Regions from separate parts of the Homo sapiens genome. Here region 2 is linked to region 1. Evidence: chromatin contacts called from ENCODE Hi-C or POLR2A ChIA-PET data. All regions are on one chromosome and are shown on one strand. The core of a region is the stretch at or near the end of the contact, and the rest is flanking DNA. Distances in the headings are between cores, read along the strand shown.

The links. A loop is a pair of places that touch in the nucleus more often than their neighbours do. ChIA-PET counts read pairs that join two places held with the same protein, here RNA polymerase II (POLR2A).
Region 2: a loop to region 1 is called in a map with no recorded cell type, with 4 times the contacts of the local background. The contact joins the enhancer-like site here to the promoter of PSD2-AS1 in region 1. A Hi-C loop is called at or near these places in 1 of 37 single-sample maps with no recorded cell type. POLR2A ChIA-PET finds 5 or more read pairs at or near these places in 4 of 52 experiments (GM12878, activated T-cell and naive thymus-derived CD8-positive, alpha-beta T cell).

What each region holds. Positions count from the first base shown.
Region 1 is chr5:139,744,519-139,749,864 of GRCh38, reverse strand. PSD2-AS1 (PSD2 antisense RNA 1) reads left to right here and starts at 3,642. Exons shown (of 3, transcript NR_105053.2): 1 at 3,642-3,671; 2 at 4,606-4,695. It also overlaps a transcript of PSD2 not described here. RefSeq lists enhancers at 532-1,179, 1,877-1,986, 3,125-3,772 and silencers at 1,577-1,626, 5,296-5,346.
Region 2 is chr5:139,784,256-139,789,466 of GRCh38, reverse strand. It overlaps a transcript of PSD2 not described here. Among named protein-coding and RNA genes, the nearest start is that of PSD2, 8.9 kb to the left of the region's middle. RefSeq lists silencers at 1,210-1,359, 1,740-1,929. Within about 2 kb of position 1,371, at least 17 of the 41 ENCODE cell types and tissues checked have a DNase peak (open chromatin) inside an H3K27ac peak, as active enhancers do.

The DNA of each region.
Region 1 (5,346 bases), core at 2,393-4,892:
TGTTTGTTTGTTTTTGTTTGTTTGTTTGTTTTGTAGAGATGGTGTTCTGTCATGTTGCCCAAGCTGGTCTCAAACTCCTAGGCTCAAGCAATCTGCCCACCTCGGCCTCCCAAAGTGTTAGGATTACAGGCATGAGCCACTGTGCCCAGCCAGTTGAGGTAATTGTGTCTTGGTGCCCAGCACTGGAAGAGAAGCAACTCCTCCAATATGTGGGATCAGGGGACAACTGCAGAAAGGATACCGTAGATGACCAGCATCTTCATCCCTGAGGAAAGGAATCCAAGCTTCACTCTTGGTACGCCTCAGTTTCCCCATTATTTAAATGGAGACATTACTTTCCACACAGGATTCTGGGGAGGATCCATGGTGAGATGATGTTTTGGCACAGGGCCAGCACATCCTAGCTGCTCAGAATGGGGCAGTGGCTGCTGCTGTTGCTACTATTACTGCTTTGTTTAAAACATAGCTGCTTCCACCAAAGCTGCCATCCAGCTGAGAAGATCAGGACAACACACCCAAATCAGTCAGAGAAAATGCAATCAGACACTGGAACTCTGGGAGAGAAGGATCCTGGAGGGCTGGGCAGTCAGGAAGAAGTTCTCAGAGGAAGTAACCTGGGGCTGAACTTCAGAGATGGGAGAGTGAAGCCAGCCAGAGTGGTGGGTAGAGGGCATGCTAGGGGGGAACCGACTGAGCAAAGCCCTGGAACAGGAGGGTGCCCTACAGGTCAGGTGGGCCTGAGTGTGTAAGAAGCAGAGAAGCCAGCTGGGGTCGGTTGGGTGCTCCAGGGGGCCTGACTTACCCTGGGGAGACGAAGGGGGAGACTGGATGCTAACTGCCACCTTTAAGGAAGGACTGTCTGCCCTGAGGCCCATCCCACCTGCACTCCATCCCAACAGAAGTCCCGAGGATCCGCAGGGGGCCACTGACACCCACCCCTATGTATTCACCCCCCCCAACATACCCCAGGGCTCCTAGAAATCAGGTGACTGCTCCCTTCTCTCTTTATTTATTCTCTGTTTTTTCCCTTTTCAGGAGACGATAATTATTCAGATCATCGCGGTGATTTACTCGGCAATCAGAGCCGCTCGATGCGGTGGCCGCGGAGCCGAGACAGACGAGCATTGCCTAGGAGGACGGGCCGGGGGCTCAGCGCCCCTCCCTCCCACCTGCCCGGCCTTTGTTCTCTTCGAGGTCTGCACCCGCGCTGCCTGGCGGGCAGTGGAGGCGCCCACCCGCGCGGACATGGCAGCAAGCTCGGGGTCTTGGGAATGAGTGTGCACATGAGTTCGCCCGGGGGAGGGGAGTTTGGGGGCTCGTGTGTTGCTGGGTGCTGGCTTGAAAATGATGGAGTACCTGTGTGCATGTTTGGGGGTGGTAGTGGTGGTGGTTGGGAGTGTACTAATGCACGAGCATTGCGGTCAGGTGTGTAATTGGAATGTGTGCACCTGTGTGATTACCGGGGGCCTAGGGTACATCTGTCTCCACAGGCTTGTTCAGAAGTGCAATGGGCAGGTGCCCAAATATGTGTATTTTAGGCACATAGCGGGGAGGAGAAGAGAGTTGGGGCTCTTGTGCTGAAGCTGTCTGAGGTGATCATGGAATCATGGATGTGGCAGGGCTGGGTTCTAGCTCAGCCTCTCGAACCGTGTCTGGCTGGGTAGGTGGGGTGGGGGCGGGGGAGTGTGAATCAGCTCAGATCCAAATGCCGAGTTTTCCTGGGTCAGTGCTGGGGCCCCGGGGGTCACGTGAATACAGATGTGGCTCGGTTCACAGGCTGTGTTCACACGTGTCCGCAGACCTTCGCCCCCTCCCGCCCGCGGGCTGGCGCAGTGACGGTGACCTCATTACCGCCTCCGCAAAGGCCCCTTGAAATCCCTGCGCCGTCGCATTTGGCTGCTCAAAGTGATGGGAACGGCCTGAGCTTCCTGATCAATCGCTTAAAATTCAGGGTCGGCTCGCTCGCGGGAGAGGGCTGCCTGCCAGCCCCGCGCACCGCGCTCTGCCGCCTCCCCCTACACCCCCTCCTTGCTTTGGCGGGGCGATGCTGTCGTATTGGAAAACATCCCCGCGCTGGCTGGGGGGCCCGGTGGGGCCAGCGCTGGAAGCCGTTCCACTCGAGCAGATGGCTGTGAAACTTTGGCGGCGAGATAAATTGGGTCTGACGGCGTGAGGCCGGCTCACAGATGGGCGGGATTCTCACGCCGGCCCCCACGTCCGGCCGGGCTGCGGGCAGGGCCGACACCGCTCAGAGCCCCCTTTGGGCACCCGCCTCGCCAGCACAAGCCTTCAGGAGGCCACCCATCCGGCAACAGCCTTCCTCAGCCGAAGGCGCCCTCCACCACATTCCTTCCGGCCCCAGATCTCCCCAGAGACGAGCCCAGAGGGAGGGACAGCCCCCAGCCCCCGCCCGGTCACCTCCGCCAAGCTGGCAGCTGGGCTTTCCCCCTCCTCTGCCATCCGCAGAGGCCTGAAGCGTGAAGGTTAACAGCTGGGGGGGAGGCTGCGTCTCCCTCTCTCACCCCCGCTCTGCTGCAGCCCCGCCCACCTGCCAGCCCAGGGGATGTCGTAAACAGGGCTGTGAGGTGTGTGTGTGTGCGGGGGGTTGGGGGTAACTGAAGGGGGGGAGACAAGAGAGAGTCAGACAGACAAAGAGAGGAACGAAAATGAGCAAGAGGCGAGCGGAGACCTGAGCAGAGACTGAGGGACAGAGACAGCTAGAGACAGAGACAGGCAGAGAAAGAAATGGAGATGGAGATGTGGAGATAGACACGGAGACACCCAGAGAGAGAAGGGAGGGAGGAGGAACCTCAGAGCCAGAGAGGAGACACACAATGAAAGTGGGAGGAGGGCGAAGGACCGGGCGAGGGGACAGGATACTGGCAGAAATGCAGGCTGCCTCGAGCTGCGGACGACCGTGGAGGGTGGGGACGAGCCGAGGTTGGGAGCAGGGTGCGACCCTGGGCTACCCTCACTCCTGCACCCACCACCAGGGCTGGGAGCCAGAGCGAGGGAGCGTCGCTGCCCCTGGGTGCGCCCTCCATCGCTACGCCACTTGCCCGCCTCGGCTTCCCCGGGAGCGCTAGATGAAGGGAATGGCGGGGTTGGGGAGCCGTGGGGGTCAGGGGGTGCTGCGCGGCCATCACACTGCCGCAAAGCCAGCCTGTCTAGCAGCCTCCCTCGCGCATCAGTCCAGCGGGCAGATATCGATCCCGCCCAGCCAAGCTCTATACTCGCGGCCTGCAGCCCGTTCTGTGGCGGTCCTACAAAGAAGCGGGGGTGCCTCACTTCTCGGGCCTCCCCCGCGGGGGATTCTGTACCAGAATAACACCCCCGGGGCCAGGGTCAGGGCGGCACACTCGCCCCCGCCTGTCCCAGCGCGATCCCATTCGGCGGGCCCAGGTAGCCTGCGGCAGGGAGAAGGCTCGGGTGACCCCCCAGCCCCGCCTTCTGCAGGGCGCGCGAGGCCAGAGGAAAAAATCTTCGCTGAGTTGATGAAGTTGAAGTTTCGTTCAGGGCGTGAAGGAGACAGCCAATCAGCGGGCCGTTATTTACATGGGCTCTCTGATTGGCTCTCACGGTGCCTCTTTAGAATGTTACTTTGAGACCTTCACAGAACGAAAAGCCCCCCGCTGGGGGTGGGGGAAGGCTCAGAAGCTCCAAGGTTTCATGTAGGGCTCCCCAGGCCAAGCTTTGAGGGAAGATGGGGAGCTTAGATATAGTTTTGTCCAGCTTTCACGATACAAATGACCAACTTGAGTCTGGAGAGACAGAGAGGTGGAGCTTGGCCTGGATCCAGGAGATGAGTTCGGCCTAGCGCTCTGCAGTGGGCCCACCACCCCTGATACCTAGACGTGTGGTCACCTTGGCGGTGGGGAGGAGGGGCTTGGTCCTGGCAACCCCTCTCATCCAATAGCAAGAGAGGGGCTGATTCAATGGTTTGAGGGGGCAGGAGCAGGTAAACCTGGCGGTGTCGGTCTTGTTTGTGACCGGACAGTGTGGGTGGTACCATCATGTTGGAAACCCCGCAAATAATGCAGCCCCAGAGGCAGGCCAGGCTGACCCTGAGGTCATGTTTCACTTGACAGCCTGGGCAGGCACACGTGAACACAGGAGACCCCCAGGCGGGGGCCTCGGGGCCTCAAGAAGTGGGTTTGCTCTGAAGGGAGTGGCACTGGGCAACCCGCAGCAGCTCCGCACTGCCCCGCACCCGCACTACCGCATCCAGCAGACACTGAGTCACTCTTGGGGACGGGGGCGAAGTCAGGACATTGGCAGCTAGGAGCAGAGAAGTTCTCTCAGAAGGCCTCCACCCTGCCTTCCCCACTGCGTCGGCCCCGCCCACCCATGCTGGGAAAAGGGCCCCCTGGGGTTGCCATTCGCAAATCCTGCCCAGTCTCCTGGCCCACACTCCTCCCCAGGCGACTCAGCATAGATGACTCAGGACTTGGAGTGGGGCTGTTAATGGGCAAATGTGGTGGTAGGGGGGCCTGAGTGTGTGGCCGAGGCTGGAAAGTCCCTCCACCATCTGCCTGTGGCAAATTGAGGGACAGGTAGGAGAATTCACTCTAGTGGGGTTCTAACCCTGCCCCAATTCTTTCACAGTGACACAGCCTGGAGACCCAGCTCTGTCACTCAACTCTACATAGCCTTCACCCAGAGCCTGACAGTGTATATGAACAAGAGGCTGTGCCTGTGAGTACTTGCGTGCCAGCAGCTGGCCTTGTGACATGCCCCTGTGGGACCTTGGGCTGCAGCATCAAGTGCTAGGGCAAACACCTTGTTTGCAGAAGACCCAAGGACCCCACAGCCAGTGCCAGGACAGCTAAGAGACTCCACCACCTGCCACCCCCCAGAACTTACCCTGCTAATGAACCAAACTTGCTGTGTGACTTTGAGTGCAGCTCGCACATCTCTGGGCCTCAAACTTCTCTGTAAAACCATGCCCTCCTGAATGTACCATTCCCAGTGGTGGCAGCTGCAGAGAAATCACAATAGCAGGGGCAGGGTCCAAGAAGGGCCTGAGAAGCTGGTTCAGCCTGTGGTCTGGGAGCCAAGTGGGGCAGGGACAAGATTGCCAAGTCCCACGGTTCTCACCAATTCTCATAATCTCATCTCTCCTCTTGTCTTCCTGCCCGCCTCATAAATAGCAGGAGGCTGGGCTGGGTCTGGGGCAGGAGCGGGGAGCTGCATGTGTGCATTTGTGTGTGTGTGTGTACACACACATGGGGAGGGTGTGAGAGCCTTCCCCCCACCCCCGCCGCTGCCACCATCGTGCTCTGAGAAGCTGAGATAATCCCTCGCCATCTGTCTTGTGTTGCTAACCCACTCAGCCGGACAGCTGCC
Region 2 (5,211 bases), core at 122-2,621, 42 kb before region 1:
CAGCTGTAAATATTAGAAGGGCTTCGAAACACACAAACAAACAAAACCTGGTGTGTGACTGCAGCTGGCTGGTGGGTAGGGCTACTTCAGTCAGGTGTTCAGCGAAGGCCTCTCTGAGGAGGTGCCCCCAGGCCGGGCAGGTCTGCCTCTATCACAGCACATGTCATACTGTGTCGTGACTGTCTGGACTGGACACTCCATGAGCGCAAGGACCCTGCACACTCCCTCTCAGTCCCCAGCTCCTCCCTGAGCCCAGGGCCTGGATGAAGTTGGTATCCAAAGAGTGATGAACCGAAGAATGAATGAAAGAGTGAGTGGCCAGGGACAAACGCATGCCTGGGCCGCAACCCTGACAGGCCCACAGTAGGGAAACCGTGCAGTCAGGAGCCGGGGCAGGGAGCCACGGAGGCCTGGGGAAGATCCCTGGAGCCCCCGGTCTGGTCTGCAAACGAGGACAACGTGACCCACCACTCCCATGTTAGCCAGGAGGGAGCGTGGGGAGGACTCACACTCTTTGCTCACTGGACAGCCCTGGCTGTGGGGGCCAGCAAGGCTGAGGTAAGGGGCCAGTCACCTGGAGGAGAGCAAGGCCACGGGCTGGAGAAAGGGAGACTGCCCAAGCTCTACGACCTGCCTGTGCAATCCCTCCCCCAGCGACGAGGCCCGGCCAGCATGGGGCCAGGGCTGGTGGACAAAGCCCCACAGGAGTGCCAGGGACTTGCAGTGCCGAGAGCCAGCCGGCAGCCGGCCGCCGGCCCAGGGCCCCGGCAGAGCCTGGCCCAGAACGGCATCTAAGGGCCTTTGTGGGCCTCCGGGAGCCTGTCCAGGAGAGTCCCGGGAACTGGCCGGGGTGGTATGGGGTGGGCAGCCCGCGCTTCCGGAGGTCCAGCTGGCCGTCCAGGCCTGGGTTGATGGGGGTTAGGGGGAGAAGCCCCTTGTGCCCCCCCCAGTCTCTACCCTAGTGGAGGTCACCCCACCCTGTCCCAGGAATTCGCAGCTGCTAGAATTAGAGTGGCCAGTCCGTGCCATCACCCGCACTGAGGCCCAGGGAGCGGGGCGCGCGGCGCGGTTAGGGTTGAGTTCGGGTTGAAACTGACCCTCCCCTTAACCCACGCGCTCCTCCAAGAAGCTGGGCGGGGAGAGGAGGGCAAGACTTTTTCCAAAATGAAGGGACACGGGACATGTCGAGTCCTGCCCAGGGAGGAGCGGCCAAGCCGGGAAGGTTCCCGCAGGGGGAGCTCGGGCTGGGGGAGCCGGGCCAGGCCTGGGCACGGGTTCGGGGGGGGGCGCGGGGGGGGCGGGCTCTCCGCCTCCCTCTGCTGGCCAGACGCAGAATTTCCAGACTCCCCGCGTCCCAGTGCCCAGCACTGCGCGGAGTCTTCCGCGAAGCGCAGCCCCGCTCGCCCGCACTCTGAAAGGAAGCGAATACAGGTCATATGGGTCATCCTCCTACCGCAGCACCAGGCCCAGCGGCGCCCCGAGTTCAGCCGCAGGCACTCAAAAATCAGCCTGCGCGTCGGGATCCCGCCCGTTCTCAAAGTCTCCTATCCGCTCCAACCCGGGTATTTCCTCAACTTTGCCCAGGCTGTCTCCGAAGGCCGTGCCGTTACACAACACGGATGGAAAACAGGCTCCCCAACTATCCCATGGTGACCCAGACCCCCTCTTCCTTGTGCCAGAGACCACAGAGAATTGAGAGGAGTTCACGCACGGGTCCCCGTGCAGCGGGAAAGATCGCGGGTCTAACTGGCCGAGATTCAACAGGCCGCCCAGCCCAGCCCCTCCCGGCCCTGGGAAGGCCAGCGACGGGGGCTCTTTTGGGGTCGGGGCGCCACCTGCTGGTGTTTTTGGAAACTGCACCCGCGGCACCAGGCGGACTCCTTAGCTGGGAGAGAACACCAACAAACGCTGGTTGTGGCAGCTGACTGCTGCTGAGAGTGTTCTGTGAGCCAGGCTCATGCTGAGTTCTTGCCACGCATGACCTCATTTCACCCTTACAGCACTCCTATGAAGTGGACATGATTGCCATTTTACCTATGAGGACACGAGCTCAGAAAGTTCAGTGACTTACCCCAGAGCACCCCTAGTAAGTGGCAGAGCCCAGGCCCCCCTTCGTCTGTGCTGGAACTGGGCTTTCTGTTGCACTGGGGCGTGGGGGTGGAGTGGAGGGGCAGAATCCATCTCAGCTTAGCCTGCAGCTCAGGCATGGTAGGAGCCCTTGGTCTTGTTTGCCCCGTTCATGCCCATGACCTTCTCCGCTGACAGCTTGAGAGCGCTTCTAGGACAAGGCCAAGGCAATCTGTTTTCATGCCACCTCCATCTAGCACTGCTAAGTGAGTGCCCTCCATGTGCTCAGCCTCTCTCACTTGGGAAGACCACTGGGGCCACACATCCCACACACCCCCCAGGCCCCAACCCGTCCCTCCTCACTCCCCGGTTCGGATGCTCGTGGAGGTGTACTGTAAGTGGTTGTGCGAGTGACAGAATCCCAACTCAAACTGATCAGTGAAAAGGGGTTTCTCTAAATGGAAAGTCAAGTTTAGGAGTAGGTCAGGCAGTACAGAAGAGGCTTTCAAATGTGATCTTTCTCCACATCTGTAGCCCAGTGCTCTTCTGCACTGCCTTCATTTCCAGGCAGGCTCTTCCAAAAACGCGTCAAGTTGGCTAAGGCAGGTCTGAGCTTACGTCCAGCTTTGAGGGAAGAAGCCGTCCCCATTCCAACAGTGCAGTACAAGCAGAAGTCTCAGGACTCAGTCTCATCGGCCCAGCCTGGGCAACATGGTGAAATGTGAAATGCTCCCAGCCCTGAACCAATCACTGAGTCACCAAGAGTCACTGCCCCTTTGAAGTGAAGCCTGGAGTCAGCCGCAGGTGATCCACCACATGGACTGACTGATGGTGGGTGGGGATTTGTCCCAAAGGAAAATGGGGGAATGTTTCAGGAGAATGGGGACAGCTGCTGCACAGCAAACAGCTCTAATGTCCATGACACCTGGGCATACCAGAAAGCCACCTTTTCTTGACCCTAACTCATTTTAAAAATGTATTTATTTATCTATTTATTTATTTTTAATAAAGCGAAGCAGGGTCTTGCTCTGTCCCCCAGGCTGGAGTGCAGTGGCAGCGATCTTTGTTCGCTCCGGTCTCAACCTCCTGGGCTCAGGTGATCCCCCCACCTCTCTGCCTCCTGTGTAGCTGGAACTACAGGCACCCGCCACCACACCTGGCTAATTTTTGAATTTTTTGTAGAGACAGGGTTTCACTATGTTGCTCAGGCCGATCTCAAACTCCTGGGCTCAAGAGATCCTCCTGCCTCAGCCTCCAAAAGAGCTGGGACGACAGGTGTGAGCCACAGCGCCCAGGCTATTTATTTATTTTGAGACAGGGTCTCACTCTGTCACCCAGGCTACAGTGCAGTGGTGTGATCACAGCTCACTGTAACCTCAAACTCCTGGGTTCAAGGGATCCTCCTGCCTCAGCCTCTCAAGTAGCTGGGACCGCGGGTGTATGCCACCACTCCTGGCTAATTTTTAAATTTTTTGTAGAGACAAGGTCTCCCTGCATTGCCCAGGCTGGTCTCAAACTTCTGACCTCAAGCGATCTTCCCACCTCAGCCTTCCAGAGTGCTGGGATTATAGGCGCGAGCCACTGCACCCAGCATCTAACCCATTTTTAGATTGGAGACCCCTTCCCACATTATCATACTTCCTTCCTTCACTGATTCATTCAACAAATATATATTGAGTCCCTACATGTACCAAGCACTATTCTAGGTGAGCCATATCAGTAAACAAAAAAACACAAAAATCCTTGCCCTCCTGAATCATGCTTCCAATGGAGGTGGGAGGAGAGAAGAAACAAACATAATAAGTAAGTGAAGTATATAATATTATAGACAGTGACGAGCATCACAGGGAAAACAGGCCATCAGGAAGGCAATGAGGGCCGGGCACGGTGGCCCACACCTGTAATCCCAGCACTTTGGGATGCCAAGGCAGGCAGATTGCCTGAGGTCAGAAGTTCAAGACCAGCCTGGCCAACATAGTGACACCCCATCTCTATTAAAAATACAAAAATTAGCCAGGCATGGTGGTGCATGCCTATAGTCCCAGCTCCTAGGGAGGCTGAGGCAGGAGGATTGCTTAAACCCAGGAGGCAGAGGTTGCAGTAAGCCGAGATAGCACCACTGCACTCCAGCCTGGGCAACAGAGCAGACCCTGAAAAAAAAAAAAGGAAGGAAGGGAGGGAAGAAGGGAGAAGAGGAAAGGAGAGGAGAGGAGAGGAGAAGAGAAGACAAAGAAAGGGGATGAGAAGGGTAGACAGAGTGAGAGGTGTTCCAACTTTAAATAGAGTATTATCAGTGGGCACTTTGAAAGGATGAAGTTGAACAAAAGACAAGAAAGAGGTAGGCTGGGCGAGGTGGCTCACGCCTGTAATCCCAGCACTTTGGGAGACTGAAGTGAGCAGATCACCTGAGGTCAGGAGTTTGAGACCAGCCTGGCCAACATGCTAAAACCCTGTCTCTACTAAAAATACAAAAAAAAATTAGCCAGGCGTGGTGGTGCACACCTGTTATCCCAGCTACTCAGGAGGCTGAGACAGGAAAATCATTTGAACCCAGGAGGCGGAGGTTGCAGTGAGCCAGATCATGCCATTGCACTGCAGCCTGGGCAACAGAGCAAGACTCCGTCTCAAAAAAAAAAGGGGGGGAATTTGTCATGTAGACATATGGCAGGAGAGATTTCCAGGAAGGAAGAAAAGCCAGTGCAAAGGCCCTGGGGTGGGAATATGCTGGGCATGTTCATGGACCAGCAAGGAGCAAAGGGAACAGGGAAGGATGTGGGAGGTGAGAGCAGGGAGGCAGCAGGGGCCAGATGATGGAGGGCGTTGTAGGCCATGATGAGGACTTTGGCTTTGACTCTAAGTGACATCAGGAGCCACCAAAGTTTTGGGCCAGAGAATTGATTTGATCTGACTTATATTTTTAAAGGCTCCCTCTGGCTGCTGTGTTAGAGATAGATTGGAGACATCAGAGCCAAACCCAGTTAGGAGGCCATCGAGATGTCAATTAGTGATCTAAGCAGAGATGTCAGAGTGGCAGACAGAAAAGTCTGGGTGGAGATACACATTGGGGATGAGTGGGTGAGGTCACCACAGGAGTCGGGGAGGGCCGTGTCACAGGACCAAGAATGGACCCCTGAGGCCCTCCCA